Regions from separate parts of the Mus musculus genome. Here region 2 is linked to region 1. A link is a loop called in an ENCODE intact Hi-C map of the cell type or tissue named here. Cell type or tissue: gastrocnemius. All regions are shown on one strand. Each heading gives the region's core, and the rest is flanking DNA. Links, peaks and the distances in the headings are about the cores only. Region 1 holds the start of Arr3 (arrestin 3, retinal). Region 2 overlaps Tex11 (testis expressed gene 11).

Region 1 (16,338 bases), core at 5,538-13,537:
ACTCAGATAAATATTAATGGGTAAGATGTACAGCTGTTTTTTAGAACCTGTGGCTTGCGGGCCAGATGCAGAGCAAAGGAAGCTTACCTGCAATCTTGATTCTTCTGATGACCTTGTTGGTATAGTTGTTGATAGAAACATGTACAGAAATAGCTTCTCCATGGTAATGAACCTGAAGCAGGAGAAGCCTATGACAAGATTGGAAGGAGGACACCCAGACCTAAATCTAAAATTCCCATTTCCTTAAAGTCGTTGTTGCCCTGGCTCCGGGCTCTGCCTATCCATCCACATTAAGACATCAGTAGAAAGGGGAAGCAGCAGAGGGGGTCTAAGGTAGGGAATAGGATATGGGAGGAGTGCTACCAACCTCCCTGTCCATCCAGGCCTGCAGTTGTAGGGGCTGAGATGACAAAAAGAAGCTTCGAATGGTCTGTGCCGAAGGACCAGGGCCGGGTTCCAGGGCTGAAAACTGCACTTTCCGTACAACCAGCTGCACAGAATCACTGAGTAAAGTCCAAAGGAAAAGCTAGAACATCTTATTCTGGAAACACAGACTACCCCCCACACACACACACACACTCACTACCCTTAAAGCGCTGTGTTTACTTGGGTGTGGGAGTGGGCGTGGCCCCTTAGAGACCTCCCTTGCATCCTTGATATTCCATAGAGCAAGGAATTGCAAATTGCCCCACTGGCTAAATCTGTCCTCTTTCTTGTTTGTCTGTGGCCTGCAGTCTAAGGATGATGAATACAATTGTAAATGGTTAAAATGAATCAAAAAGCTGTATTCTATGACCCACAGATATTACATAAAGTCCAAACATCAGTGTTCATGAATTCAGTTTTAACACATCAATTTTTTTTTCATTTCTATAGTGTCTGTAACTGCTCCAGCACTACAGTGACAACAGAGTTACAGAGTTGCAACCCAGACTTGATAGCCCATAAAATGTAAGGGTGTGTCTTTTAGCTTTTTACATGTCTGCCAACGTGAGTGAAGAAGACAAGTGAAATCCTAGGGACTCAGAACAGGACATCCAAGTTGGTGGCAGTGGTGCTATGGTGACTAGATCTGTTTTTGCCCTAAGAGAAGGGTCTGTGGTTAAGGCCTGAGGCAGATATTTGGGGGAAACCAAAGACTACCTCTTAGGGATTTTCTCTTCCAGATTTTCTGCACAGAAACTCTTCACTTCAAAGTCAACCCCACAGGGCTATAAAAAAATCAGAGACAAAGAGAATGTAGTTCCAGTTCCCTCCCTCCCCCGTGGAACTACATGAAAATGTCTCAGTCCCGTAGCTGTCCATTTCTTCAATCCTGTCCATTTGTCTTCCTTCCCAGGCCCCGCTGTAATTACCTGTCTATCTGCTACTGTTCAGATCTGAAATGTACCCTAGTTGGTTATGGATCAAAGGCTTGGCCCCAGCTTGTGGTTCTTTTCTTTTTGAGATGGGGTCTCGTTGTGTAGCCGTGACTGACCTGAAAGCCACTATATTGACCAGGTTGGCTTCAATTTCAACAGAGATCTGCCTGTGTCTGCCTCCTAAATGCTGAGATTAAAGATGTGTACCACCACACTCAGCCTAGCCAATGCTTCTATTGGGGGGTGGTAGGAAATTTGAGTTGAGACCTCTTAAGAGCAATTGAGGAAGTTTGGTTTTTGGAGACATGCCCTTCTCGACATTCTGTTTGCTCCCTGGGATCAAACCTCTTCTGCCATGTGCTCCCATCATCATATACTATATTTCCAGGAGCCCAAATCAACGGAGTTGTATAGCCATAGACTGAACCATGAGGAAAAAAAAAGAAAGAAAGACAAGAAAAAGCCTTCCCTCCTTTTGAGTTGACTAGGTCATTGGTGGAAAGGTCATTAGCTAATGGTCTTCCTTACCTTTCCTGAATCTTCAGGCCCAGGCTGCAGTGTTACTGAACAGGGCAGGTTAGCAACCATCTAGGAAATCAGAAGGAGCTCAGAAAAATAGGGACAACTCTCTCTGTTCTCCTTTTATCTCTTAATCTTCCCTGGAAACTTTGCCCAAGACTTGAGGTCAGTACCTGAAGTGTAAAAGGATAGGCATTGACCCCGAGCTTGTGCAGAAGCCGCTCCTGTAAGGCTGTGAGGGGGCCCTGGATGCTGGTGGGTTCAGCTGGAGCCACTTGCTTGGTTTGTACATAGAGATCTTTGCGAAATGTCAGACCAATCACATCCAAGTCATCACGGCCATAGCGAAAAGCACAGGTCAACCTGACAAACACTGCTGGCAAAAGAGGAAGAGAGTGAGTGACTTGTCAAACTTGTGACAAAGGAAATCCTAAATGGGGGGAAAGGAAGACCCACAGAGGCAAGCTAGTATAATCCCAAAAGTATAGTCACAAAGAAATATTTGGTTACATTTGATTGCAATAGTATTTTAAAGTTCTCTGTGTTACAAGGTTCACAAAGATAAAAGGAAATTCAGAGTTCAAGTGTTTGAAACACATATAACTGTTTAGCATTTGGAATGTTGAAAGGCCGAGGAGATAGTTCAGTTGGCAAAGAATTTGCTGCCAAAGTATAAGGACTTGGATTTGGTCCCATGGGAAAAGGTGGGGAGCAATGGTACATGCTTCAATCCCAGCGCTGCTAGGTGGAGACGGGTAGATAGATTCCTGAGGCTCTCTGACCACCTAGTCTGGCCTGATCAGTGGGCCCCAGAACAGAGAGAGAGGGGGAGAGATCCACTCTCAAAAAACACCCAAGATTGACCTCCGGCCTCCACACATACCTGTACACACATGAACAAAATAACTGTTACCAATTGGTAACACACACACACACACACACACACACACACACACACACCAATCTAAAAGTGTGCCAAGAACGCAGGTGGATTCTTAGAAGCACATGTGGAATGGCCAAAGATTTGTGTAGTCTCAGTAGTAATCAGATACATCCACATGAAAGCCACAGTGGGATGACATTTCACACAGATCATACTGTCAAAAATATTGAAGCCAGACATTGAGTGTTCATGCTGATGTGGCTCAGTTGGAGTTCAAATGCACGACTGGTCGGAGCTACTGTCATATCACCACAAATGGAACCTTTTCTCATCTTCATTTATGAATGGTGTTTAGACCTTTATTAGAGAAGCCTTGTGTAGCATCCATCTTTTTTTTTTCCAGTTCACCTTCTGTCACCTATGTACACAACATTCCTCCCCTCTGGAGGGCCCAGCAATAAGGCCCAATTTTGCATGCAGAGAGCAGCCTTTACAGAAAATTGAACATGCTACTCACCTTAACTTGGATTTGCCTGGCTACTGAATAGTGAGAAAGTAAATTTCTTTTCCTAATATATTATCTAGTTTTGGGTATTTTGGTACAGCAGCATTAGTCAACTAAGAAGTATATGAATAATTAAATGATTAAATTTCAAAAAAAAAATTCTAGCACCAGAATTAAATGTGCACTGTTAATTTTATATGCAGATTAAAACTGTATATAACAATGTAAAAATTGGTTGTAGACACAGAATGTTAAATATAAGTATACAAGCATCATGGACCAAATAAACACTAAATGTAGGATAGTGGTTGCCTGGGTAGGAGAAAAGACAAGGATAGGGAGAGAGACTCAAAAAGAAGGGCAGAGGAAGCTTTGGGTCTATACTTCTTTTCAAAGCTAGGTGGTAGATATATTTTTTTATGCCTGAAATATTTAATAGTTTAAAAGAGTTAACAAGAATTAGGGTCAGATACCAGCAAGATAGCTCAGTGGGTAAAAGTACTTGTTCCATAAGCTGGTTGACTTTATTTCAATCCCCGGAACCCACAAAACACTGGAAGTGGTAGTTTGCATCTATAATCACTGCATTCAGAAGGTGAGATGCGAGGCAGAGGCAGAGGCAGAATTGGCCAGACATTCACGTTACAAACTTTCTGTGAAACACTAGCTCTCTGGGAATTCAGCCTAAAGAGCGAATTGGATACACACAACGGGTTGGGGGATGCAGAGTTGTTTATAACAGCAAAATATGTTAAAACAAATGTTGAAATGTCGAAAACATGTTGAAAACAAAGGAAATGTCCAACGAGTGGATTTTTAAACGCAGCTTCATAGATTATGGATTCATATATGTTGACATAGACTTAAAAGAAAATTATAAGGTATTTATGGGATTATAAAATTATAAAATAGGGGTTTTTGCACAAAAAAGTAAGTAGATGAAAGCTGAAATGGGGTTAGGAGTAATTAAATTATAATCCCTTCATCTGTGATGGCCTTGAACTCACAGAGATCTGGCTACCTCTGACTGCTACTTTTGCTGGCTGTGTGTTGATTATAGGGATTAAGCCTATGATTTTTGTAGTATTTGATTTTATTTTTTGTATATTTATTTTTGAGACAGGTCTCTCTGTGAAGTTCTAGCTGGCCTGGAATTCACTAAGTAGACCAGACTGGTCTCAAACTCACAGAATCTCATGCACACTAGGTAGCCGCTTATCTTTCTTTGTACTTTCTTATTCTGAGGCCTCAGAGATCTCTCTAAATTTGCCCAGCCTACTCTTGAACTTTTTGTGATCCTCCTGCCTGAGCCCCTCTTGCCCAGGCAGCTGGGATTACAGGCCTGCATTACCAGGCCTGGCAGGTTGCTTTTATTTTCCTCTAAAAGGCAACATCTACTCTAAATGTGTCCATTTTGTCTTAATGATATAAATTACATACACATTTATATGAGCATCAAAAATATAATCAAAAAGAAAAATTCAAAGCTCTACCACAGCACCATTTTTGCAGAGATAAGTGCCATGTTATCTGCTCTGATGCCTTCTAAATTGCTTTGTTTCTACAACTAAACACAAGGCAATCTCAGGTACTTATAACTGTTTTCTCATTTCTTTTCCGAAATTAAACATTTAAAAAAACTTTTGTGACTACTGTTTGTTTATACAGTAAAATTTTGCAGTTGCAAAGAATAGCACACAGAGAGGCCAGATAGAGTGCTATTAAACAGTAGTGTGTGTGTGTGTGTGTGTGTACCATACCCCACATCTTTCGCCTCACTTGACTTTACCACTCAGTGCATAGAAAAGGATGGTTTACATTAAAACATACACCTGTGATGGAGAAGGACTTGAAAAATACGGTCAAAGCAAGATGATGTTCACAAAGTAACAGAGCATACAAGTGGGAGGAAATGTCAGAAATATATAAGATTGAAATGAATAATAAGTCAAAACTCTACCAAAGAGACATAAAAAACTCAAATATATCTAATTTCTGAGTAAGCCTGTAATTTTTGAGAGATAAGTTCTTCCTATATAGTTTTCACAGGCCTCAAAGTCACTTTGCATGCCAGCCTGGCCTTGGACTTGCTTCCTCAGCCTCCTGGGTGTTGTCGTAGATGTTAGTCATCATGCCAAGCAACATGCAGTCTTTAAAAAGTGAATATTTCTTTTCATAGGTTATTCTGGGAAATTTTAGAAGTGCGGGAATAAAACCACTTAGATTTTAGAAACAGAGTATTTGTTACTTATAAATAAGTTGGCTAATTTGTGCCTATTCTGAAAAGTTTCTCTGACATTTGAAATTGTCCAGAGTGCTTATCCGTGGTGCTTAATCTCAGAAAGGAAAGCTCTTTCATTCCCAGTATCTAAAGGCTATTTCTGGACGAGTAGTCACCAACTGGTTCTGAATCTTTTCTCCAGTTGAACACAATTTTCAGTCCAGTTGGATCACAGTGGGGTTAATCCATAGTGAGAATTAAAAGGGGAAAATTCAGTGGGAAGTAGTTCAGTGCAATCTTGAACTAGAGTTCGGCTGCCGGAGGGCTGTGCTGTCTCCTGCTGGTATTGCCTGTGCTTGTTATTTCCTTGGTTTTTGTAGAATACACGTTTAGGCCCTCTCCTTCTCTGTCTCTCTCTCTCTCTGTGTCTGTCTCTCTCTGTCTCTCCCTTCCTTATCTCTCTCCCCCACATACACGCATGCACGCACATACTTGGCACACACACACACACACACAAAACAAACAGATGAAGAAAAAAAAAACCTTGTGGAATGACATATATCAAAGCTTTTAAAATGGAAGCCCAAGGGACACTTCGGCTGCAGAAAAAAAAAGGGGGGGGGGAATATTTGATCTTTACAAATCTTTTAGTGAGTTGTTAACATTTGGAAGTCAAGAAATGTATGTAAAAATATTGATTTTCTGTGTATTGGTTCATTCCATAGGCAGTCTAAGCCAAATTGAAACCAGTAGTCAAGCAAGACCACCATAGCAGTAATGGGGAAACCCACAAATTTTATTAAGACATTAATTTCAACACAGATGCTTGTTTTGTGTAATACTGCAGAGTATAATTGTATTTGTTCTTTAGGCATATAGTTATTTTGAATACTATTTGGGGAAAGAATACAAAAAAAAAGTCTTTCGATATTTGGGACCTATAAAGTACGTAGCTTGAGCTCCACTTGCAATACTTTTTACTAACTGAAAGACTGCGGCCACCCTGAGCTGAATGTCCCTGCTGCTTTCTGCTTCCCCATGCTCCTCTGCTCTAAGACCACTCACTCATTTGCCTAGTTTGCATGTGTGGCATTTCAGTTGGGACTCCTGCTGCTTTACAGAAACCAGTAAGGCTTTCTACTTACACTTTCGACCTTCTAAGTACTCGGGGTCAACAAGGACGACTCCATCTGCAGAGAGAGGGAGAGATGGCACACTGCTCAGGAAAACTTGGAGGGTGAGTGAAACAAAAGTTGATTCCTGAAAGGATTCTTTCCTTTCTACCTTTCAATTGGCCTCATAGCTCTGCATGGTCATGCCTGGCCTTTCCTTTTCTTCCTGGCTCCCACTCCCTTCTCAGGCTCTTTCCCACTTTGGACTCACTAACCAATGGGCTCCACAGTGTCCACATCATCCACGAAGTCTCGTTTCCCCAGGTAGATGGAAAACTGTTGTGGAACAACTTGCTACATCAGTCTCACAGTTATCTTTGAAGGAATGGTCCCAAAGCCCCCAGCCCCGCCCACCGAGATGCTGAAGAATGGACCCATTCATCCTCATTGCCCTTCCATTCGGACAGATGGGCCAGGTTCTCTTACCTTCCCATTGGAGCTAGTCTTCTTAAACACTCTGTGGGGTGAACAGTCGTAAAGAAGGATGGTCAGCAGAACAAAAAGGAAGCCAGAAAAGGAAGGAATGTTTGGGGAACAGGAAAAATTCCTAGGAAGAGGCGTGGGGATCATGAGATAGAGCAAAGGTAGAGAAAATTGGGGTAGGCCAAAGCTATAAACCCCTCCACGCAAAAGGCAAATACTCAGGCTTGGATAAGGAATAATTCACAGATCCAGAGCATCAGAAGGGATTCTTACGTGGACATGCTGGCCAGTTGAATCTTTCCTGAGATGAGGGGAAGAGGAACACTCAGTTATTTAATCCTTTTTTTTTTAGTGCACTATAATATTCCATAATGATACACCTAGTGTAATATAAATTAACTGCCTGAGATACCACACCAACACTCAATGCTTCCTTTTTTTTTTTCCTCTTCTTAGGGCAACTCTTCAGTTACACACTTACCCAACCATTGCACTACATTCTCTTTCTCTCTTTCTCTCTTTCTCTCTTTCTCTCTCTCTCTCTCTCTCTCTCTCTCTCTCTCTCTCTCTCTCTCTCTCTCTCTCTCTCTCATTCTCTCTCTCTCTCATGTGTATGTGCATGAGCGAATGCCTGTGCATGTATCCATGCATGCACAGGTGCATGTGTGTGAAAGCTAGAGGAATGTCCAGTGTCTTTCTTGATTGCTCCTCATCTTATTTTTTAACCCCTTCTATTTATCCTACTTGCTCATACTCCATCTCTTAAATACGTTCCTTGGGCTGCATTGATACTGAACTTCAACAGGCACACAGTCAGTTAACTATATGAATAAATAAATGAATGGATGAAATTTCTTTTTGTCCCTGTACTGGACTTGACCCTGAATTGGGATGCTTTTGACCTCCAGCTCAGAAGGAAGAACAGGGGGGAGGTGGGGGAAAGAAGAGGGAAAGCTGTAGAACAGAAAGGGTTGCGCTCATACTTTCTTGGGGGGTGGCAGTAGAAGCCTCTGTGGAGGCCGAAAGCCCTCTTTGCCCTTACTCATCATCTCTCTTGTCACTTTCCCCAAACATTTCCATCCTGTCCCCACGCTTAAGGTGCTAGGGAAGCATAGAGAGGGAAATGTCTTTCTGGTGCTTTCCTTCAAAACATAGTAGGCTTGGTCAGAGGGATGAGTTGGGGGGGGGTGCTGAGTTCTAGAAGTCTCTTACATCAGCCTGAAAAATCCATTGCTTGCATCAGAAAAGATGCCCCTCTCCTCCTAAAGAAGATGCTAAAGGCAAAGGAGGTGGACTTAGTATGGGCTAGAAGCAGAGAGATTTAGAATATTACCTGAGGGAAGAGATGAAGCTCGCATCAGCCTCCAGCTCTGGTTGCTAAGCTGGCCTCCCAGCCTCTTATATCCACAATCCTCTGAATGTGTAGATTAGTGGGAGTCAGAGAACAAGAATAGGGTTGGGGTGGGTGGCATGAAGCACTGCTATAATTAGCTCAGGGGCCAAGAGTTTGGAAAACAGATTAGTGAGTACAGATTAGTGGCCAGGGATCAGCTGATTGTTACTGAGGAGGTAGGCCAGAGCTAGGGGATTCTGATGATGTTACTGAATGAAAAAAAAAAAAAAGAAAGAAAGAAGAAGAACATAACTGCTCCTAAGTATAGTGGAGGAGATTTATTGTAGATAAGAGAGAGAACATAGCCAGATGTATGTGGAAAGGTCAAGAATGAACATTATCCTGTGCTGGGTTGAGTGCACGAGTGCACATGTGTATGTGTATGGGAGGGGTTGGGGGGGATCCAGAAGCCCTGGAAGCCAAAAGCCAAAAGGCCAAAGGAACCAAAAAGGTAAAAAAAAAGACCATGTAGCCAAAATGGGAAGAACCGTGGGGGAAGTGCAGCCCAAGCTCTGGGCTGGAGAGTTGGTGATGGGTAGGGACTGAGGTACAGGGAGGGACTGGGATAACCTGAGGCCAGGTCCGCTTTGATCTGTTAAATAGGCACCTCAGACATTTGTCTTGGGATTGAGACCTAACAGTTACTGCTAGGGGCATTTAAGAAGGAAATTGGCCATCCATTGAACTGAGCACAGGGTCCCCAAAGAAGGAACTAGAGAAAGGACCCAAGGAGCTGAAGGGGTTTGCAGTCCCCTAGGAGGAACAACAATACGAACTAACCAGTACCCCCAGAGTAAACCACCAACCAAAGAGTACACAAGGAGGGACTCAGGCTCCAGCCACCTATGTAGCAGAGGATGGCCTAGTCAGTCATCAATGGGAGGAGAGGCCCTTGGTCCTGTGAAGGTTCTATGTCCCAGTATAGGGGAATGCCAGGGCCAGGAAGAGGGAGTGGGTGGGTTGGTGAGCACGGGGAGTGGGGAGGGGGTAGGGGATTTTCAGAGGGGAAACCAGGAAAGGGGATAACATTTGAAATGTAAATAAAGAAAATATCTAATAAAAAAGAAGGAAATTGGTGGGTTTTGGACTTGTGAAAACATTGCACATGAGGGTTGGGATCAAAGTCAAGTTGAAATTCATAGAGGTGAAGTATAACACAGGGTAAAACTATTAGGGTTCACAGTGTGGACCTTGGTTTGTCTGAGCAACTTGTGTCACATTCTAGCCTCTGGAATTTTCCAGGCCACAAGAAAGCCAAGAGCATGGGAAAGAGTAGCCTTTCCCGATTGTCCCCCACTTGAGACTTTGGACTCTTGCAGCCTGATGTCAATCAGAAACCCTGATTCTCTCAGCTCCAGTGAGCAGCAGGAACCAATCTTCTGTAGGTGATGGGGCAGGAGTAGAGATCCTTGACTTGGTTTTCTTATCAGAAAGGAAGGTATCATAGCATTCCTGGCCTAGAGGCAGGTTCTCTGCAAGACAAATTGAACATTACCCATGCAGGGAATAGGCAATTGACATCTGTACGACCCAGGCCTAGAATAACTTCTCTACCTCCCACTGTTCAGCTCTCTAGTCTTTCCAATCCCAGAAACTAGGTCCATGCTCTAAGCAGCTTCCCTTACCTTGTGTGACCACTCATATGGAATTAGAGATATTTTTGTCCCTGCAGCAGCCAGAGCATCTATTTCTTGTTTTTCTCATAGGGCCTTGGCCCTACCTCTGTAGGCATGAAGCATGTAGAAGCAGAAACTCTAAGGTCTGAGGATCTAGTACTCTGATCCTCCTTGGACCTAGCTGGTCCTACATGTCTACTTATATCCATAGTCTTCAATCCTTGAGATGGGCTCTCTAGTCCTCTGAGGATAGCTATAGCTGTGGTTTAGAAGTCTGGCTGAGCTGGGTCTTTCTTTTCCTCACCCAGGACCCTATGTAGGGTAGAGCTAGAAGTATCAAAATTAACATATGGTTGGATGTGGTGGCACATGCCTCTGATCCCAGCATTCAGTAGGTGGACTCAGGTAGCTCTCCGTGAGTTCCAGGACAACCAGGGCTACATAGAGAGACCCTGTCTCAAAAATTAGCATATGAAAGAAACAAATAACAATGAAAGAGCTTAGAACTCACAACCAAAGGCTACATGTATGGGACAGAACACCCACATGAGAAGGGTCCTGATATACACATGCTGGAAATGATGACCTTGAAAAAGTCACAACTCCTGTAGCCCAATGCCATCGAGCTTCCGATTCTCTGGTTCAGTTCCTTGACTGGAAATGTTCCCTTTCTTAAGAAGCAGTCTCTGCAAAGTTTGGAGCTGAGATGAAAGGATGGACCATCTAGTGATTGCCATATACAGGGATCCACCCCATAATCAGCATCCAAACGCTGACACCATTGCATACACTAGCAAGATTTTATCGAAAGGACCCAGATGTAGCTGTCTCTTGTGAGACTATGCCGGGGCCTAGCAAACACAGAAGTGGATGCTCACAGTCAGCTAATGGATGGATCACAGGGCTCCCAATGGAGGAGCTAGAGAAAGTATCCAAGGAGCTAAAGAGATCTGCAATCTTGGAGGTGCAACAACATTATGAACTAACCAGTACCCCGGAGCTCATGTCTCTAGCTGCATATGTATCAAAAGATGGCCTGGATCACTGGAAAGAGAGGCCCATTGGTCAGGCAAACTTTATATGCCCCAGTACAGGGGAAGGCCAGGGCCAAAAAGTGGGAATGGGTGGGTAGGGGAGTTGAGGGGAGGGTAATGCAAATGGGGGACTTTTGGGATAGCATTGGAAATGTAATTGAGGAAAATGCGTAATAAAAAAATGAACAGAAAAAAAATAAGTAAAAAAAAAAAAAAAAAAAAGCAGTCTCTGTTACTGCCACTACCCAGATGTCTCAGTTCCAATTCCTTTAGGTCACAGGAATCTGGAAATCCAGAAAGTGCACTGCAGATTCCCATATCTGCCTCTAACACCTAGATGGAATCCCTAGATAGAATCAGCTGACTGAGTCAGCTGCTGCCATTTGTGACTGGTATGCACCCCAGGGTCTTTTCAGTTAATTGTTCTGTGTCTTTCACAGGCATTTTCAGGTAGCTAGAGGACCTCAGATTCTACTGGGACTTTAAAGAAGCAGAAACTAAGCTTCAGTATGGGGGGAAAAAGCCGAAGACTTGCTGAGGTTGGTGATTATGGTGGGGTAGGTAATAAAACAAGAATCAATCTATTTCTGGCCTAATCTTCACCAGACCCACACTCAAAGCCCCATACTCCCTTTTAGGTGTTTATCACTCCCCTTTCAAGTCAGGTTATAGTCCCCTGAGTTGGAAGAAAAGAGACTTTGTAGGTCTTTAACTCCTTACTATGTTTGAACTCAAACCGTTATCTTTTTTTCCTGAATATTTGTAATTTGAGGCTGTGATGTAATCTATAGATGGTAAAATGTGCAATTATTTTTTGAGACAAGGTCTCATTGTACAGCTCAGGCTAGCCTGGAACTCACAACTCCTGCCATAACTTCTACAGCTCTGAGATTATGGGCATATGCCACTGTGCCCAGAATAATGAACAAATCTTGAGAGCACTTTGGTGAAGTCCTACCTACTATGGTGGGCTAAGTATTGACCCCTAAATAGCAGGTCATAATCATTGAAGCCTAAGACATTACCTTACATGGTGAAAGGGATTTTGCAGATGTGATTAGGGTTCTTAAAATAGAGAGATTATTCTGGATTATCCATGTGGGCTCAAATGGAGTCATTAGTCTTATTGAAAGAGAGGCAAGGTGGGTGTGATGACACACACCTTTAATGCTAGCATTTGAGAAGCAGAGGCAGATGGATCTCTGTGAGTTCGAGGCCAGCCTGGTTACATAGCAAATGCCAGGCCAGCCAGTGCTGCATGGTGAGACCCTGTCTAAAACCAACAACCAACCAACCAACAAACACCAGATTTGCCTGAAGAGACAAGCAATATAAAGAAAGAAGCAAGATGCTGTCACTGCTGGCTCTGAAGACTGGAGAGATGAGTGTGGTGGGATGCAGCTCTGCAAGCTAAAACCACAAGGGGACAGATTCTCTTCAGACTCAGGTTGCAAGGTGACTCTGGAAATGTAAGAAAAGCTCTGCTGACACCTTAATTTTAGCCCATTGATGCTGGTTTCAGACGTCTAACCTTGGGATTTGTAAGAGAACTACCATGTATTGTTTTAAGCCAAGTCTGTGATAACTCGTTGCAATATTTGTAGGAAACCAATACTCCTGTGTACACCCACATTTCCCCCAACAAATTCCCTTGTGCTGCTTTCCTATTAATCAATCCCCTATAGAGAACTATTGCTATCTTTTCATTTGACCCAGAGTATCTGCATTTTCTAAGGATGCAGGGGTAAGAGAGCAAAGGAAGACGTCTCTGATACACTGTTGGGAGCAGTATTTTCAGGTCCTTTCCACTCCCACTCTGCACACCCCAATGATATCCCAACTAGACCTTCCAGTTATGATGTGAAAAATCACACCTCTGTATGAGGAAGGGGTGGCTTATTCACTAAGGGTTGTACAGACAGGATTGTAGCAGATAGGATTGCATACCAACTCAGTTGCCCTCTCCCTGTCTTTGTAGAGAGAGACACTATTTTTAGAGGTATCTACCCTCCTCCAGTGCTCCTCTTAATAAATCAGATTTAAAAAAATCAGATAGGGTTGTTTCATCTCCTTGAAAGTGACTGGGTTAGCTAGGCATGATGAAATTCAGGCCACTGAGATGTGAGGGGTAATATGCTGGAGAGATTCTGAAAAAGGTTTCCTGAATGATAAAAATAAATACACAGGAAGAGAGGCCTTCCTCTCTTCTCATTGAATAGTGCCAAGTTTGGATGCAATGCACAAACTGCCATGGTCCCCTTGTGACCATGAACGTTCCTAACAACATGCTGAGGGTTGCAGATCAGAAAGATGGAACGAATCTAGATTTGTATGACGTTACTGAACTGCTGATTCTGCTCCTGGACTTAAATGAAAGCTAATATACATTTCTCTCTCTCTTTTAAGTTAGCTGAAATTTTCTGTTATTGTAACTGAAAGCAAATCAACAGATTTTGAAGGATCTTATTAGCATGTGTTAATTGTACATAATAATAGGTTTCATTATAACATTTCCAGACATGAACATGATGCATTTTGACCGTGTTCACACTCATTACTCTTTCTTGTTCCCTTGCCTCCTCTTCTCAACTAATCCTCTTTATATTTTCATGTCTGTTTTCTATGACCCCACTGGATTAGGGTTGTTTATAGGAGCGTGGGGTAGACTTTGTTTACAGGAGCAGGAGCATCTTACCAGCAGCAACACCACTGAAGAAAACCTCTCACCGTCTCCACCACGAGCCATTAGCTATACAGGAATCCTCAGGGAGGGAGTGGGGCTTTGTGAGCTCCTCTCCCGTCCACGATGGGGGTGTAGATGAGCTCAATTTTCTGTGCAGATCTTGAACAGGTAATTATAGCTGCAGTGAGTCCAGGACTGGAACAGCCATGCCAGGCCTGGAACTCAGTGTTCCACACTGCTCCCCCACCTTTCTCTGGCTCTTACATTCTTTCCAAATCAACAGATTTGAGTGGGATGTGAACAAGGGCATTGGCTCAGTGGGGGAGGATGGAAAGGTGATAGATGGATCAGCTACTGGGAACTACCTACATGATGATCACATTTAGAAAGCCAAGTAAGGCACACTAAGCTGGGTGTGGTGTCACATGCCTGTAGTGCTAGCACTGTGGAGGCTGGGGTAGGAGGATTGCCTAGTTCAAGACCAGCCTAGGATTCATAGTGAGTTACAGGCTAACCTGGGGTATGTAGTAAGGCTCTATTTAACCCCCTCCCCCAATTTCTTTAAAGGAGCACTAGAGGGAGGACATATGAGCAAAGCCTACCTTGAGCCTACCTGTACGGAGCCAGGCACTTTGATGTGATTTCATTAGTAAGTTTGGACTAGCCAGGGTTCTGATTACTATTTCTATCCATCAAGCTTTAACTCTCAGAAGATGACCTCATTTTTTTTCACTTTATAAGGAAGAGACTCCGAATATAGCCTCCAAAATACACCTACTAACAATGATGCTGACGGCAGCAGCTAGACACTGAGCTCTTATGTGTACTGTCTGATATTTCAAGGGAGGCTTAGTCAGTCATGCAGCTGATAGGCTATGAAGCTGGAATTACTTAGAACTGTCTGCCTTTGTTTTTCAACTACATTGTTACCTTCTACTCATTTTCTCCCCTCCCTCCCTCCCTCCCTCCCTCCCTCCCACATTCCTTCCTTTTCTCTCTTCCTCTTTCTCTTCCTCTCTCCATTCTAAATTAAAGAGATTAGAAAATATGTCTTTCCTCCATTTTTTTTTTTACTCTGGTCCCCAAGTTAACCACAGACATTTCAGAGAAATCACCACCAATACATTTATGAATACTACATGTGAGGGACCAGGAAGGAGAAGACTGGGGGGGGGATTGGAGTAATAGAATGGAATGGTTATCACTAATAATGATATGGAAACATTTATGTATTAAGATAAGTACTAAACTGATACCAAATGCCCATGTGGGCATAATCTACAACAAACCTGGATAAACATTCACTCAACATTTACTGAATGCTTTCTTAACTCTGAATTGAAAAGCAGTTTTGGACAACCACAAACCTCATTTGGAAAAGCTGCTTTTTTCTAGGTCATAACTTTATAAGAAGTGAGGACAGGAGCTTTAGATCTAGCTTAGGAGTGAGAGGTTCAGAAGGAGATGGGTAAAAACGCAAATGAGTATAATTATCAGAAATCTATGATGAGCCATAATTTCTATTAAAATCAGATGCTATGAAAGCATGAGAGAAGTATTTTTAAATGTTTACTTTTAATTATATATGTGTGTATGTGTATGTATGTGTACCTGAGTGTAGTGCCCACAAAGCCAAAGGGCAGACAGGGTTGTCTTGAATTTTAAGTGGTTGTGAGCTGCCAGATGTGGGTGCTGGGCCTCAAACCCAGGTCCTCTGTAAGAGCAGCAAGTACTCTTAAGTACTGAGCTTTCTCTCCAGCTCTGAGAAAGAAATTTGGAGGAGGACAGGGGGGAGTGAGCATATGTATTTGTGTATGTGTGTGTGTGTGTGTGTGTGTGAGAGAGAGAGAGAGAGAGAGAGAGAGACAGAGAGAGAGAGACAGAGAGAGAGAGACAGAGAGAGAGACAGAGACAGAGACAGAGAAAGACAGAGAGACAGAGAGAGACAGAGACGGTGACACAGAGAGAACTATGTTAGAATCTCTTTATTACAATTACTGGTAACATCTTCCAGGTGTGGTAGTACATATTGCAATAATAGCACTAAGGAGGCAAAGTGCTGCATTGTGGGTTTAAAGCAAACCTGAGCAAGATCTTTTCTCAAAAACAAAATAAAAGATAATTATTGATAATATCAAAATGGCAGTTAAATTCATGAGGGTAGTTTTCTGAGGAGAGCTGGAGAGGGGAAAGTGAGAGAGAGATGGTGGCGAAGGGAAAGAGGAGAGGAAGGAGGGTTGTGGCAGGGAGGGGAGCCTGATTTGGGAAAGGCCCACATTTGGTGGAAGGGTGACAAAAAGGAGCCAGGGAAAGGAGCCAGGAGTGTCTAGTGGAATAGTAGAAGCCATGTGAGACAAGCCACAGAGACCAAAGTGAAGAAGCAGTTCAGAGACAAGGAGTGTGATCTGTGGTGCTTGCTTTCCTCCAGGAGGGTGGCAGAAGCTGGGACTTCCATTGGGAACACTGGGGGAGGTCTTTTCCTAAAGTAGCCACTGGGCGGCAGTGGAAGCAGCAGCTACTACTGCAGC
Region 2 (16,338 bases), core at 5,564-13,563, 360 kb before region 1:
TTAGAATTCCTCATCACAGTGTTTATTTAAATGCATTATCAGAAGCAGAGTTTAGAGTAGTTATTTTTCTGAAATTGTTATAAGTTATGAGATTTCCATAAATTTTAAGGTTTTCTGTTAAAATAATAATGTTACAATGTATTCGATTTTGCACTGCTGGGAACTGCGCATGCTAGGCACACTCTAGTCTACTCAGCTACGTCCCTATTGGCTGCATCCCTAGCTGTAGTCTGTTCATTTCTTTATAAAAGTCTTTTCCAGTTAGAATGATTAGCCTAATTGGACGCATTTGACTTTCCCTGATATTTTTATAGCATAAAAGGTTCAAAAGACCTTTTTTGAGACAAGATCTCACTTTATAGCCTTGGCTGTCTTGGAACTTGCTATGTAAGACCAAGCTGGCTTTGAAATCACAGAGATCTGCAAGTCTCACCCAACTGCTGGTATTACAGGTAAAAAATTAAAGTAGACAAACTTTTATCGGGAAAAGATATCACAAACTCATCAGAGAAAAATTTGGAAGATACTAAAGCTATCGATGGTCCTACCATCCCCTAGAACAGTGTTTTTGACCTGTGGGTCGAACAACTCTTTCACAAGGTCACATATCAGATATTTACATTATGATTCATGACAGTAGCAAAATTGCAGTTATGAAAAAGCAACGAAAGTAATGGATGGGGGTCACTACAACATGAGGAACTGTATAAAGGAGTGCAGCATTTAGGAAGGTTGAGAAAATACTGCCCTAGAATATAAGCTTGCTAGCAAGGCTTGTTGTGTATTTTGTTTAGTGCTAGATTCCCAGTACAAATAGTGACAGATTTAGAGAATATACTCATCAAACATTTGCTGAATTAATCATTAAATCTACACATAATATTTTTGGCACTTTAATGATGTATTGTTATTTTCTTAGTCTATTTTGTGTTTTACAAAATTAATATTACATGAATTTGTTTTTAAATTTTGTACTTACTAGTAGTCTTAACTATTTTTATGTTAGTGTATAGTCATTGTTCCATCTTATTTAATACTCAGCAACATTTTAAACATTTATGTGATAGTTTTTGGCTACACCATAGTGGATATTTCACAATGGTTCCTTCCTATTTTATAATATAAACTCTCTTAAATATCTTTTTTTCTCAGAAACTTTACCCATACTTTAGATGGCTTTTCATAAATATAATTTCTGAAGAAAGGGAAAAACAGCAATAGGAATTGTCATTTATTTAATGTTTAGTGAGTGCTAGATACATTGCTATGTAATCTACATATATTATCTCATGGAATCCTCTTGATAACATAAATATATCTTAATATAGTTATTACTTGACATGTGACAAACTAATGTACAGAAAAATGAAATAACTTGCCTATGGCTATACAGGTGGCAACTGGTATTACTTACATCTGACTTTAGAGTCCAAAGTCTTAATCAGGTGTTCTTAGCATAGGGTATTTCCAGGTTGATTTCACAAAGTTTGCACTTGCTTACTTTGCAGTCCATATAAAGATGTCCATGTCACTGCCCTTTCTAGTATTGGGTATTAATGCATTATTAAAAGGATTTTGGTGAAGTGCTAGATAAAATATGGTGTATAGCAAATTTTAATATGAATATTTTGAGCAGAAAATTTATTGAAAACAGTTAAACTTCATATAAAGTTGATATGTTTTACTCATTTTCATTCTTTTTTCTTTGTTAGTATGATTAACTAATTAATATGTTTCTCTTTGTAGCTGCTAAGGAAATACTATATCTTGCTATGCCTTTGGAATTCTATCTGAGCATTATTCAATTCCTGATAGATAATAAAAGGTATGGAAAATTGATTTTTCTTTCTATGGTGAATAACTTTTTTCTATGATTTTTATGAACATGTTGAATCTTTATATATTGATGTTCATTCTTACAAAACATATTATTGTACTGATCTGTATAGCACTGCTTTCCAAGTCACTTAAAAAATCTTAAAATTAGTTTGAAGTTAATATTAATTTTTTAAAAGGAAGGAAGAAAAACCCTTCAATGGTTTTGTAAACTAAGAATTAAGAGTTTAAGAGGCAGCTATAGAGCAGCAAAGTTACAATGGGCCAGTGAAGAAATCCATGCAGAAGGTGGCTGTAGAGTGAAGCAATGTTAACAGTGAGCAAAATGGTAACCTTAAAGCTGTATATTCCTATTGATGAAGTTCCTCTCCACAACATCCAATTGGGAGGGAAAAAGAACAAGTTATCCTCCTATTTATCTTGGTTGTCAGCAACTTACTCATAACGCTTGTCATCTGAGCTGTGATTCACAATGAGCCAAATGTCTGTTGACAGCATTGAGTTTCAATGAAAGTGATCTGCTGTGTTTCAAGCAAGTGTCTGACATGGGCATCATTTGTCCTTTTTTCATTAGATATTTTCTTTATTTACATTTCAAATGTTATCCCCTTTTCTGGTTTCCCCTCTGAAAATCCCCTATCCCTTACCCCCTCCTCCTGCCCACCAACCCACCCACTCCCATTCCTGGTCCTGGCATTCCCCTACACTGGGGCATAGAGCCTTCACAGGACCAAGGGCCTCTCATCCCATTGATGTACGACTAAGCCATCCTCTGCTACATTTGCAGCTAGAGCCACAAGTTCCACCATGTGTACTCTATGGTTGGTGGTTTAGTTCCTGGGAGCTCTGGGGGTACTGGTTAGTTGATATTGATGTTCCTCCTATGGGGCTACTAACCACTTTAGCTCCTTGGGTTCTTTCTCTAGCTCCTTCTTTGGGGATCCTATGCTCAGTCCAATGGATGTCTGTAAACATCCACTTCTGTATTTGTGAGGCACTGGCAGAGCCTCTCAGGAGACAGCTATATCAGGCTCCTGTCAGCAAGCACTTGTTGGCATCCACAATAGTGTCTGGGTTTGATGATTGTATATGGGATGGATCCTCAGGTAGGGTAGTCTCTGGATGTCCATTCCCTCAGTCTCTGCTCCACACTTTGTCTCTGTAACTCCTTCCATGGGTATTTTGTTCCCCCTTCTAAGAAGGACAAAAGTATCCACACTTTGGTCTTCCGTCTTGAGTTTCATGTGGTTTGTTAATTGCATCTTGGGTATTCTGAGCTTCTGGGCTAATATCCACTTATCAGTGAGTGCATATCATGTGTGTTCTTTTGTGATTGTGTTACCTCACTTAGGATGATATCCTCCAGATCCATCCATTTGCCTAAGAATTTCATGAAGTCATTGTTTTTAATAGCTGAGTAGTACTCCATTGTGTAAATGTACCACATTTTCTGTATCCATTCCTCTGTTGAGGGGCATCTGGGTTCTTTCCAGCTTCTGGCTATTATAAATAAGGCTGCTATGAACATAGTAGAGCATGTGTCCTTCTTACCGGTTGGGACATCTTCTGGATATATGCCCAGGAGAGGTATTGCGGGATCCTCCGGTAGTACTATGTCCAATTTTCTGAGGAACCACCAGACTGATTTCCAGAGTGGTTGTACAAGCTTGCAATCCCACCAACAATGGAGGAGTGTTCCTCTTTCTCTACATCCTCGCCAGCATCTGCTGTCACCTGAATTTTTGATCTTAGCCATTTTGACTGGTGTGAGGTGAATTCTCAGGGTTGTTTTGATTTGCATTTCTCTGATGACTAAGGATGTTGAACATTTCTTTAGGTGCTTTTCAGCCATTTGGTATTCCCCAGTTGAGAATTCTTTGTTTAGCTCTGTTCTTCCTTTTTAATAGGGTTATTTAGTTCTCTGGAGTCTAACTTCTTGAGTTCTTTGTATATATTAGATATTAGCCATGTATTGGATATAGGATTGGTAAAGATCTTTTCACAAACTGTTGGTTGCTGTTTTGGCCTATTGACAGTGTCCTTTGCTTTACAGAAGCTTTGCAATTTTATGAGGTCCCATTTGTCAATTGTTGATCTTAGAGCACAAGCCATTGCTGTTCTGTTCAGGAATCTTTCCCCTGTGCCCATATCTTCGAGACTCTTCCCCACTTTCTCTTCTATTAGTTTCAGTGTATCTGCTTTTATGTGGAGTTCCTTGATCCACTTGGACTTGAGCTTTCTACAAGGAGATAAGAATGGATCGATTTGCATTCTTCTACATGCTCACTGCCAGTTGAACCAGCACCATTTGTTGAAATGTCTTTTTTCCACTGGGTGGTTTTAGCTCCTTTGTCAAAGCATTTGTCCTTTTTATAAGACCACAGTAGGAGGAAGGCAGAATGAAAACCTGGCCATTACTGGCAACAACCAGTGCATTGTTTTCCAGCAAGCAAGGGACAACAAAGCTGAGTATAGAAAAGAACAAAAGCTCTATCATGTAGGTTTTCTACCTAAGGACACAAAATTCCTTATTCAGCACAGACTCTGAGACTTAATGAGTTTATTTTATCTGCCACATGGAGTGAAAACTTTGAATGTTCAGAAACTGCCATTGAAAGGATTACTGGCAGAGCTACCAGTGATTTAAATATCAAATTTGAAAACAGTATCATCTATTTCCTGAGGTTTCCTGTTTCCATTCTTTCTGCTGACCCTCAGGGTTTCAGTCTTTTTCCCTCACCCAACCAGATTAGCCTCCCCACCCCCTGCCCATTCACTTTTCCACCCAGGTCCCTCCTTCCCTTCCCACTTGTTATTGCTTTCTTCTCTCTCCCAAGTGGACTGAGGTGTCCTCACTTGGGCACTTCAGCTTGTTGAGCCTTTTGAATTCTGAGGACTGTAGCTTGGGTATTCTGTACTTTTTTGGGCTAATATCCACTTATTAGTGAATACATATCATGCATGTCATTTTGCATCTGAGTTACCTCACTTGGGGTATTTTCTAGTTCCATCCATTTGCCTGCAAAAGTCAGAATGTCCTCGTTCTTAATATCTGAGTAGTATTCCATTTTGTAACGGAACCACATTTTCTGTATCCATTCTTCTGTTGTGTGCCATCTAGGTTGTTTTCAGCTTCTGGCTATCACAAATAAGGCCGCTATGAACATGGTGGAACACGTGCCTTTGTGGCATGGTGGGCCATCTTTTGGGTATATTCCCAAGATTGGTATAGCTGGGTCTTCAGTTTTCTGAGGAACCTCCAGATTGATTTTCAGAGTGGTTGTACCAGTTTGCAATCCCACCAGCAATGGAGGAGTGTTCCTCTTTCTCCACATCCTCTCCTACATGTGTTGTCCCCTGAGGTTTTGATCCTAGCCATTCTGACTGGTGGAATCTCAGGGTTGTTTTGCAGGATCAGATTATGGCATTGGCATCACCTCAGTTCTGGTGAGGGTCCTCTTGACTGTATCACGTCATGGTGGATGGCAATGATGTGAGCATGTGTGGATGCTAGCACTCATCTCTTAATACAGGAATCTAGAGAGGGATTGAAGGGTCACTTTAGGTTTTCCTAATTACTGTCCTCAAAACTCCTTTCAGGAAAACATCATTTTCTTGAAAGAACAGTATACCCCTAAATGACTTAAGTATGTCCCAATAGATGCTACTTTTTACAGGTTCTATCCTGTGTCTTCCTTAGAGTTTCCATTGTGATAAAACACCGTGGTCATCTTAAAGCAAGTAGTTCATCATCCAGGGAAGTCAAGGCAGGTACCTGGAGGCAGCGGCCATGGGGAGTGCTGTTTACTGGTTTGGTCCCCATGGCTTTCTGGGGCTGCTTTCTTATAGCCTAGGTATAGGCACCACCCACAGTAAGCTAGGCTCTTCCACATTGATCATTAATCAAGAAAATTACCACAAGCTTGTCTACTGGCCAGTCTGGTGCAGACATTTTCTCAACTAAGGTTCTCTCTTCCAGAATGACTCTAGCTTTTGTCAAATTGACAAACTCATCAGCACAGTTTCTCAACACTGCTACTCAGGGGACTGAGCCATCAACAAACGAACTGTTTAGGCTGCAAATCATAGCACCTAGTGATTATACACATAGGGTGTATAACTACTGGCACAGCTATTCACACTCGAAAAGGCTAGAGTCATGATGCCAGGCACAACTGCTTGGCAGTTTTAGCAAAACTGAACTGATTGCTACAATTGCTGTCCTGTTTATAACTTTTGGATTTGGGCCTCTGCGTACTGTATTCATCGGAACTTTCTGCATTATGATTAATTTTTTTCTTTCCTGAGAAAAATTATGTCTGAGTCTTTTTAGGAAAATCCTAACATTAAGTTTATCTGGCCACTATTTGGAAGTCTTCCTATGTCCTGGAGCTCATTAAGCACAGCTAAGAACATAGCTAGATGAGGCCAGTTCTCTAGGAATATTCTTGGGGCATCTGCCCCTGAACAAACTCAAACAGTATAATTGATGCAGGGCAAACAGAGACAGTTGATAAACTCTGGCCAGAAGAATAGGTTACAGATTCAGGTCTCTTTTTATTATAGGTTTACAGGTGTCTAAAAATGTAGTTTAAAAATAGGGGGCCATACAGGGTACACTCTGAAGGAATAAAACTCAGTAAGATATATTGACTAAAATAAAGTTTTCCTACTTTATAGCATAGATGATGAAACATATAGCAAAAGAAGTTAGGTATTAATATTTGCTATTCATAAAAAGACTGGTTCAGACATTTTCTGTTTGTTTGGAGTGCTTTTAAACTGTAGACATAGCCAGCCTAAAAATAGGCTGTCATATAATAAGTGTGTTTGCTCTGGAGGTGACACTCTTTAGATTCTTTAATCTGGAGTTATATATAGGGCTAATAAGAATAAGAACAATCTGCTCTATTTTCTAATTGTAACTGAACTTGCAACCCTGGACATGTAATGAAAGGTCGAACATACATTCTGTACCACTTGGCTAGTCATTATCTGCCTCTGTTCAGGGAAGCTTGTATAAATAAAGAAGCACCTGGCTGTTAGTCAGAACAGCAGAAATGGCCTTATTGCTAGTTAGAGCCATCGAAGCAGCCTGATTGCTAGTTAGGCTGGGGGATTCCCTTGACCATCATGCCTGGCTCACTCTCTTCCTTTGCAGACTCCTTATGCTCTTTAAGGGCCGCCCTGTGAAGCAAAGACTCTCTGACTCTCCTCTCTATATAGGGGAAGGTTCCCTGGGAAAGCCCCAGCAACTCACAATCATTATAAGCAAATATTCATGACTAAGATGACGTCTCATAAAAATTTTGTAGTTTTCTAATTCCAAAAGATGTTAACATATTAAAATATATTTTTTAGCCACTTGGCATTTCATCTTCTGAGAACTTCTTATTAAGTTCTATACCCTAGCTTAAATTAGGTTGTTTGCTACATACTAACCCTCAAGCAGATGTTAAGATTTTTCCCCTCTAGTCTGAAGGCTGCTGCTTTGCTCCAATAATGATGTCCTTTGCTGTAAGATTTTTAGTCTCATGAAGTCCTGTAATTGTTTATTTTATTCTATTCTATTCTATTCTATTCTATTCTATTCTATTCTATTCTATTCTATTCTATTTGGTTTTTCGAGACAGGGTTTCTCTGTGTAGCCCTGGCTGTCCTGGAACTCACTTTGTAGACCAGACTGGCCTCGAACTCGGAAATCTGCCTGCCTCTGCCTCCGGAGTTTTTGTTAGCGCTATTCAAGGTATTTTGCTTTCTATTGTAAAATGAACTGTTTCCCTGATTTCTTTTTCTGTCTATTCATCTTTTGTGTATAGGAAAGGTACTAATTTTTGTCTGTTAATTTTGTATCCTCCTATATTGCCAAAAGTATTTGTCAGATATAGAAGTTTGCTGGCGGAATCAGATTTTTAGGTATAAAATCATACTGTTTGTAAATAAGTATACTTTGACATTTTCTTTTCCTGTTTTTTTTCTATTTTATTTTTTTTATTACTTTTATTTTATTTTATTTTTTTACAGTCCAGTCATTGCCCCCCTCCCGGTCTGCCCTCCCACAATTTCTCATCTCATTCCTCCTCCCTCCTCTCTGTCTCCAAGAGGATGTCTTCCCTCCATCCCTGCTAGGCCTCCCCACTCCCTGGATCCTCAAGTCTCTCAAGGGGTAGGTCTATCTTCTCCCAATGAGGCCAAACTCAGCAGTCCTCTGCTGTATGTGTGTTGGGAGCCTCATATCAGCTGGTGTATGCTGCCTGGTTGGTGGCTCAGTCTCTGAGAGATCTCAGGGGTCCAGGTTAATTGAGACTGCTGGTCTTCCTATGGGGTCACCTTCCTCCTTAGCTTTTTCCAGCCTTTCTCTAATTCAACAACAGGGGTCCCCATCTTCAGTCCAATGGTTGGGTGTAAGTTTCTGCTTCTGTCAGTCAGCTGCTTGATGGGCCTCTAGGAGAACAACCATGCTAGGCTCCTGTCTGTAAGCACACTATAGCATCAGTAATAGTGTCAGGTCTTATAGCCTCCACTTGAGCTGGATCCCAATTTGAACTGGTCACTGGACCTTCTTTCCCTCAGTCTCTTCTCCACTTTTGTCTCTGCAGTTCTTTTAGACAGGAATAATTCTGGGTCAGAGTTTTTTTGTTTTGTTTTTTGTTTTTTGTTTTGTTTTGTTTGGTTTTGTTTTTGACTGTGGGATGGCAACTCTATTCCTCCACTCGATGCCCTGTCTTTCTACTGGAGGTGGACTCCACAAGTTCCCTCTCGCCACTGTTGGGCATTTCATCTAAGGTCCCTCCCTTTGAGTCCTGAGAGTCTGTCAACTCCCAGGTCTTTGGTACATTCCCTACAGGGTCCCCCCACCCACCTCCTACCTCCTGAGGTTGCATATTTCCATTCATTCTTCTGGTCCTCAGGGCTTTTCTCCTGTCTTCCCCCCAATACCTGATCATATTCCCCTCTTCCCCTTCTCCTCCCTTCTCCTATCCAGGTTCCTCCTTCCCCCTGCCTCCTTCAGTTACTTGTCTTATTGCTTTAGCTAAGACTTCAATCACTATATTGAATGGGTATGGGAAGAGTGAACATTCTTATCTTGTTCCTAATTTAATGGAAATACTTTTGAGTTTTTCACCATTTTGAATAGTGTTGGCTGCTGGGTTGCTATAGATTGACTATATTATACTGAGAAATGTCCATATCCTAGTGTCTTTAGAAATTTTATCATGAAGGGATGTTGGATTTTTGTCAAAGACCTTTCATGTATCTAAGAAGATAATGTGTGCTTTTCTCTCTTTTAGTCTGTGTGGGAAATTGTGTTTACTCATTTATACTTGTTGAACCATTTTTTCATCTCTCAGATGAAGCAACCTGGTCATGGTGGATAATCTTTTTGATTTGCAGTCTTTTAAAATTTGATTTGCAAGTATGTTATTGAAAGTTTTTCTTTTAGGGAGAGGTCTTTGTGTGAGTTTGGTATCCAGCTGATACTGTCTTCATAAAAATAATTTGGAAATATTCCTTAAGCTTCTAATTTGCAGAATAATATGAACAGTGTTGACATTAGTTCTTCTTTGAAAGTCTGGTGGAATTCTGAACTGAATACATTTGGCCCTGGACTTATTTGGTTGGGGGATTTTTAATTATTGCCTTTATTTCAGTAGGGGTTGTGAATCTGTTTAAATTACTTATTTCATCTTGATTTAACTTTGGTAGGTCATATATGCCAAGAAATTCATTAATTTCTTTTAGACTTTTTAGTTTGCTGGGATGCAGACATTTTAAAAGCCTATTTAATTAAGATAGAATTACATCACTTTAATCCTTCTCTTTCCTCCTTTTGTCCACTCCCATGGACTCTTCTCCCAACCCCCATACCATTCACACTCTCAAATCGGTCGCCACTTTAGCTTTGATTATTCTTTATTCTTGTTATATGCATACATTTAAATGTACATATATTCATGTACAAATATATAAATACAGCTGAGTCTGTTTTTGTTGCTTGTGTGAAAATGGATTAAGGGCTGATAACCAATTAAGGGGTTTATGGTGGTTTGAAGGAAAATGGCTTCCATAGGTTCATAGGGAATCTTACTATTAGGAGGTATGGCCTTGTTGGAAGAAGTGTGTTACTGTGGAGGCAGACCTTGAGGTCTCCTATGTTCAAGCTAGGCCTAAAATAGCACACTGTCTACTTCTGCTGCCTGTGGATCAAGATGTAGAACTCTTACCTCATTCTCCAGCAACATGTCTGCCTCTGCATGCTACCATGCTTCCCATCATGATGATAATGGACCACACCTCTGAAAGTATAAGCCAGCCCCAATTAAATGTTTGCCTTTATAAGAGTTGCCATGGTCAGCCGGGTGTGGTGGCGCATGCCTTTAATCCCAGCAGAGGCAGGCAGATTTCTGAGTTCGAGGCCAGCCTGGTCTACAGAGAGAGTTCCAGGACAGCCAGGGCTATACCCTGTCTCGAAAAACAAAACAAAACCAAACAAAACAAAACCAAACAACAACAACAAAAAAGAGTTGCCATGGTCATGGTGTCTCTTCACAGCAACAGAAACCCTAACTAAGACAGGCCTCATCCCTGGAAGAGGCAAATTTTCCCTCTCCCAGTATTTATATGTTGCTGCCTATAGTTTAGTGGTGGGACTCTGTGAAAATCCATCCCCATGCAAGTATGTCTATTGATGCTGCCATTGTTTCAGTTTAATTTATGTAGTCATTTCTAGGAGAAACTTTCTCAGTGGACTTCCTGGTACTCTGACTCTTAATTTTTTTCACTTCTTCTGTGATTTTATCCAAGATACAGTAACTGTGAAGTAGATGTATGCACTGATGCCAAACACCCCACAATTCCTTGATCTCTGTATTGTGATCAGATTTTCTGTGACGATCTCCATCTGCTGTAAAGAGAAGATTCTTTGATGGATGGTGGTGTCTACACTTACCTGTGGGTAGAGTTAGATTTAGAATATAGTAAGAATGATGCTGAATCTAACAAAATGGTGGTAGTACACTTACTTCTAAGGTCCATAGCCTCACTAGCTCAGAGAAGTTGGCTTGACTTTTAGTACCAGACATGGTTTTCTTTCTTTTGAGTAGGCCCTAAGTCCAGTTAGATAGCTGTTAGTTGCACAAACTGTAACTTACTGCACCAGTACAGATAGTTTGCCATGTTGGTCAGTGTTGTAGTTCATATGTGTTTGGGCTGGGTAAGACTACTAATTGCTTTGATTTCTTGGGAGCTTGCATAGTATTTTCTATTACCTTCAAAGTAGATCACAGAGAAGGCTTTTAGGTTAGATCCAGCTGGAATCATTCTAAGTCCTGTGTCTAAAATGTGTATTGTCTTTAGCAACAGGGGCTTAATTTCAACTCTGGGAAGCAACCAAGGGTTACATCAATAATCTGTATTGTTTTAGGAGTCTCTTAGAATTACCCTGGCCATCCATTTGAAAAAAGGGGTTGTAGCCTCAGCCTCCAAATTTTGAGCTGTGGGTGGCCCTTAGACAAGATCACAGAATCATCTCAAAAGATGAAAAAAATTCCTTTGAAAAGTCTAACATGTTTTCATGATAAAAGTTTTTGTCTAAGTCCATTTTTATGATTTATCATATTTATTAGTTGGGGTCCAGGAGTTGATCCACAAACCACACAACACTGAGCTCAGTCAGACAGGGATAGTTTATTGAATGCATACCCTAAGATTGATCCATCAGGACCATAACTCAAAATTTGGAGACTGAGGCTACGACCTCAACCATTTTTTTCTATGTCAACTTATAAGGGCTAAAACTGCAAAAGCCACAATGAGCTCATACACACAAGTGCAGGAAGTGCTGCATGGTGGTCGGCCCTGACTCAAGCCATTTTAGATATAACTGTTCATATTGACCTTTAATTTGATATGTTCTACGTGAAGCTTATAGTTGTGGAGTTTCTTAAGATTAACAAACTTCATAGAGAACATAACAGGGTATGTGGTCAGCATGACCCTGCTCTGAGTCAAGTTATTTTTCTGCATCAATGTCTGGCAACAATATGAAATAGCTGGTGGACATGGAACAAAATGACTACAGCTATGCTGGGGGTGGGGCAGGCCTCAACAATCGACTTATGTATTGTTATACTAACTTTGCATTTCCAAGATAAAGCCTACCTGATCATGGTGGATGATCTTCTTAATATGTGTTTGCATTTGGTTTTCTAGTATTTTATTGAGAATTTTTACATCTGTGTTGATCAGAGAAATCAGTCTGTAGGTTTTTGTTGTTCTGTCCTGATGAGGCATCATTAGGAGGATGAAGTAGGTGTGGTCTTTTGGAGTAGGTGTGTTACTGTGGGTGTGGGCTTTAATACATTCCTCCTAGCTGCTAGGGAGCCAGTCTTCTCCAAGTTGTTCATCTGCTGCATATGTGCAGGGAGGCCTAGGTCCAGCCTGTGTATATGTTCTTTGGTTTGTGGTTCAGACTCTGAGAGCTCCAAGGGTCCAGGTTAGTTGACTCTGTTGGTCTTCCTGTGGAGTTCCTATCCCCTTTGGGGCCCTCAATCCTTCCTCCAACTCTTCCATAAGAGTCTCTGAGCTCCATCCAGTGTTTAGCTGTGGTATCTGCATCCGTCTGAGTTAGCTGCTAGGTGGAGGCTCTCAGGGGACAGTTATGCTAGACTCCTGTCTGCAAGCATAACAGAGTATCATTAGTAGTGTCAGGGATTGGTGCTTGCCCATGGGATGGGTTTCAAGTTGGGCTGGTTATTGCTTGGCTGTTCCCTCAGCTCTACTCCATTCCATCTCTGTATTTCATATAATTTGGGATTGAAAGTTTTGTGGGTGGGTTGGTGTCCCTGTCGAACCACTGGGGTTCCTGCCTGGCCTCTTCAGGTTCCATAATCCCAATGCTCTGATTCTTGGGCACCTCCCTTATCCAGGTCTCTGTCTCAGCTATCCACATCCAGCTCAGTTGGTATTTTAAATGGGACCACATAACTTGGAAGGGGAAAGTGGTGGAGGTGATAAAGGAGGAGTTGGAGAGGAGGGAATTAAGGTGGATTTGATTTAAAAAACACAGTATATGCTAGTATGAACAGTAAATAAAACAAGTTTAAAATGTTAAACATAATTTAGTCACCAGGGAAATGTAAATTTAAACTACCTTGAAATTGCATCTCACCCTGGTCAGAGTGGCTACAATTAAGTACCTCCAAACTAGGAAATACTTGTGAAGTTGTAGCAGGGAAAGGAACTTTTTTCTTATAAGTTCTTTGACCACCTTTCTTTAACCAATCCTTTCTATATCCAGCCCCTTCCTTTCCCACCCAAGTTTGTGTCCTTTTTGTATCCCCATGGTGCATATATAATCTTGTATGTGTGGCTTTCGACAGGAGAAGAATAGTTATCACATTCTCAGAGGAAATTGACCCTTTGGAAAAGGAACTCTTAAAATGCTGCCACTGTGGGAATTAGTATGGAGAGGCCTCAAGAATAAGTACACTTATAATAGAGATACCTGCATACCCATATTTATTATAGCACTATTCACAATTGCTGAGTTTTGGAATCAGTATAGGTATCTGTCAGTAGATGAATTGATAAAGAAGTGTGTTAAATATATAGAATGAATCTTACTTGGGTCTAAAAAAAAACAAAAATTATGGCATTTTAAAGAAAATAGTTACAACTACAGAGTGCCTCTTAAGCAAACTATCCCAGAATCAAAGACAATATATGTTTTCTCTAGGTGTAGCTATTAAAGAAAGAAAAAGACATGAAAATAAAAGAGGACTATTATTTATGTGGGTGGGACGGGCCTTAGTGAGGGTTAATAATGTGATAAATATGATCATAGTATATAAATGTCTGAAAATGTCATAATGAAACCTTTTACTTTGTATAATTAAAATATGCAGTCTCAACCTACCCAGACCCCAGGGAGCTCTCAGAGACTGAGCCACCAACCAGGAGCTTACAGGGGCTGGTGGCACAAATATAGCAGAGGTCTGCCTAGTCAGGCCTCAGTGGGAAGAGATGTGCTTAGTCCTAGAGAGTCTTGAGGCCCCCAGGGAAGCGGGAGATCTGGTAGTGGGGAGAGCACCCGGAGGCAAGGGGAGGAGGAATGGGATGAGGAACTGTGGGAGAGGAGACTGAGGGGGTGGAGACAATGACTGGAATGTAAATAAATAAAAATTAAAAAAAAATATGCTTGTAATAAAAAGCCACAAACGCAGTCCAGATTCAAGGAGAAAATACCTTAGCAGGATGTGAATACTAAGGAGCACAATTTGCAGGGAAAATGTATTTAGAAAGTAGCTATTGCAGTGGGCTAGACATACTAGTCCCATCCCCACTTTGATATGGGAATTAGAGGGATTTTCACTGTGCTGATTTCCTTCTTTCTTATTCTTTCCCCCAAGTCTGCATCCCGCTTCTTATATAAGCTGAATCAGATCCCTTATATTGCTTAAAAATTTGTTTGACAGAAAAACCTGAGTTTAACTATAAGCAGTCTCGATGGCTTGTCACACAATGGAAAATGGAATTAATGTTTGCAGTTCTTCTATAACCATAATCAATTGTTCCTATGTCCCATTAATTTCTGACTTAATAGATTTTCCTAGGCTATTTATTTTTGGTTGAGTGAGCTAATTATTCAGCTATTTATTCTCTTTTGCCCCATTTTGATTTTGATATTCTCATCCTTGATTTTTCTTTATCAGCCTAATTACATTTGCTTTTAATTACAGAAATCTTTCAAGGTTTCTAAGCACTGACAATATATTTTCCTAGTTTCTGCAGTGGATTTAGCTTCATACTTATTCTGTTATTTTCTTGAGGTAAATAATAGTGAGATGGATGTAATTCTTTCTTTCTAAATAACTAATTCCTGGCTGAATATTTGATACAGTGTGATGTAGTGTACCCTTGGTATTTTTCAGAATTGACCCATACAATCATCAGTACTGAGTCAGAATTAAAACCATCAGCAATCTGTTTAGGGCTATCTCAGAAACTGTTGGAAATTCTGATCTTATGTTAAGCCAAAGCTGGCTACCCAGGGGTACCTCATTCTTTCCCTACCTCCCCAAGTGGCTAGCTAGCATAGACAGAGGTGTCACCCTCTATTACTCTCCATTGTTTTGTCTTAAGACATGGTCACTCACTTAATCTGGGGCTGGGTTGTTTCAGCTAGACTCAGTGAGTGGCCAGCAGAACTTCTAAAAGATCCTCCTGTCTCTGCCAACCCTTCAGGTTATTTTTATAAATTGTGTAAATTTTAGATACCAACCTCATATTGGACTGTGATATGAAACATTTCCTCTTACTTTGTGTATTTCCTTTTCATTTTACTAAATATTTCCTTTGCTTTATAGAAATATTTTAGATTTATATAGTCCTACTTGGTTAGTTTGGTTTTGTTTTTGTCTATTGTTTCTTTTTTTTAAATTAATCATTCCATTCATTCAGATCTCAACTGATATCCCACTTCTCAGCTACCCCTCCACAAACCTCCCCTCCCACATCCGCCCTTTCTCCCTCCCCTTTGCCTCAATGAGGATGCTCCTCCACCCACTCACCCTCTTCTGCCCCACTGCTCCAGCATCCCCTGATTCTGGGGAATCAAACCTCCACAAGACCAAGGGCCTCCCCTCCCATTGATGTCAGACAAGGCCATCCTCTGCTACTGCCCTGTACACTTCTTGCTTGGTGGTCTAGTCCCTGGGAGCACTGGGTTGTCCATCCAGCCAACAGTGCTCTGCCAATGGGATTGAAATCTCCCTCTGCTCCTCCAGTCCTTCCACCAGCTCCCTGACCAGGGTCGTTGCCAAGATCAATGTAAAAGAGATCATTCCTTATTTTATTTCTTTTAGGTGTTTTATGGCTTCAGATATTATGCTTAAGTCTTTAATACATATTGCATTGATTTTTGTGAATATTGTAGGATAAAGGTACAGTTTCATGTTTTTGAGTGTAAAATATCCATTTTTCCAACAGCATTTTTAAAGAGACAATATTTTTATGCTGTTTTATGGGTATATTTACTGAAAAGAATGAGGTTTTTCCTTGCCTTCCAATCTTGCTTATTTTTCTGTATCATACTCTTGGGAATACTATACCTTTGTAGTGTAATCTGAAACCAGGAAGTATGAATCCTCTAACTTCGTTTTTAAGATTTATTTTTATTTTATGTGTATGTATGTCTGGGTGAATGTATGCTACAAGTATGCAGATGCCACCAAAAGCCAGAAGGTGGCACCCAGTTCCCTGAGGCTGGAGTTACAGGGAGTTGGGAGCCTCCTAACTTGAGTGCTGAGAACCAAGTTTGGATCATTTGGATCATCTGGAAGAGGATGAATCTCTTAACTTCTGAGCTGTCTTTTTAGCCCTTGCTTTTCATTTTTATAATTTTTGTTGGTCACTTAGGTCCATTTTTAGCTCATAAGATTTTATTATAGCTTCTTCTACTTCTATGAATAATGTTAATAACATTTTGATAGAGATTGCTCT

The links. A loop is a pair of places that touch in the nucleus more often than their neighbours do. Peaks named below come from ENCODE experiments on the same cell type or tissue, not always from the same donor. Only the 100,000 strongest peaks of a DNase experiment are listed, where the experiment ranks them.
Region 2: it touches region 1 in a loop (5-fold over the local background); 2 of 42 quality-filtered maps call a loop at or near these places.

The regions. Positions count from the first base shown.
Region 1 is chrX:100,597,663-100,614,000 of GRCm38, reverse strand. Arr3 (arrestin 3, retinal) reads right to left here and starts at 8,504. Exons shown (of 17, transcript NM_133205.3): 1 at 8,418-8,504; 2 at 7,358-7,385; 3 at 7,088-7,118; 4 at 6,877-6,937; 5 at 6,635-6,679; 6 at 2,054-2,253; 7 at 1,890-1,949; 8 at 1,144-1,211; 9 at 368-503; 10 at 88-172. The coding sequence starts at 7,365. In gastrocnemius, for the core only: no CTCF peak of the experiment used is centred there; no DNase peak of the experiment used is centred there.
Region 2 is chrX:100,957,581-100,973,918 of GRCm38, reverse strand. It overlaps Tex11 (testis expressed gene 11), which reads left to right. Exons shown (of 30, transcript NM_031384.2): 13 at 1,747-1,825. It also overlaps the pseudogene Gm19083. Among named protein-coding and RNA genes, the nearest start is that of Gm24577, 40 kb to the left of the region's middle. In gastrocnemius, for the core only: no CTCF peak of the experiment used is centred there; no DNase peak of the experiment used is centred there.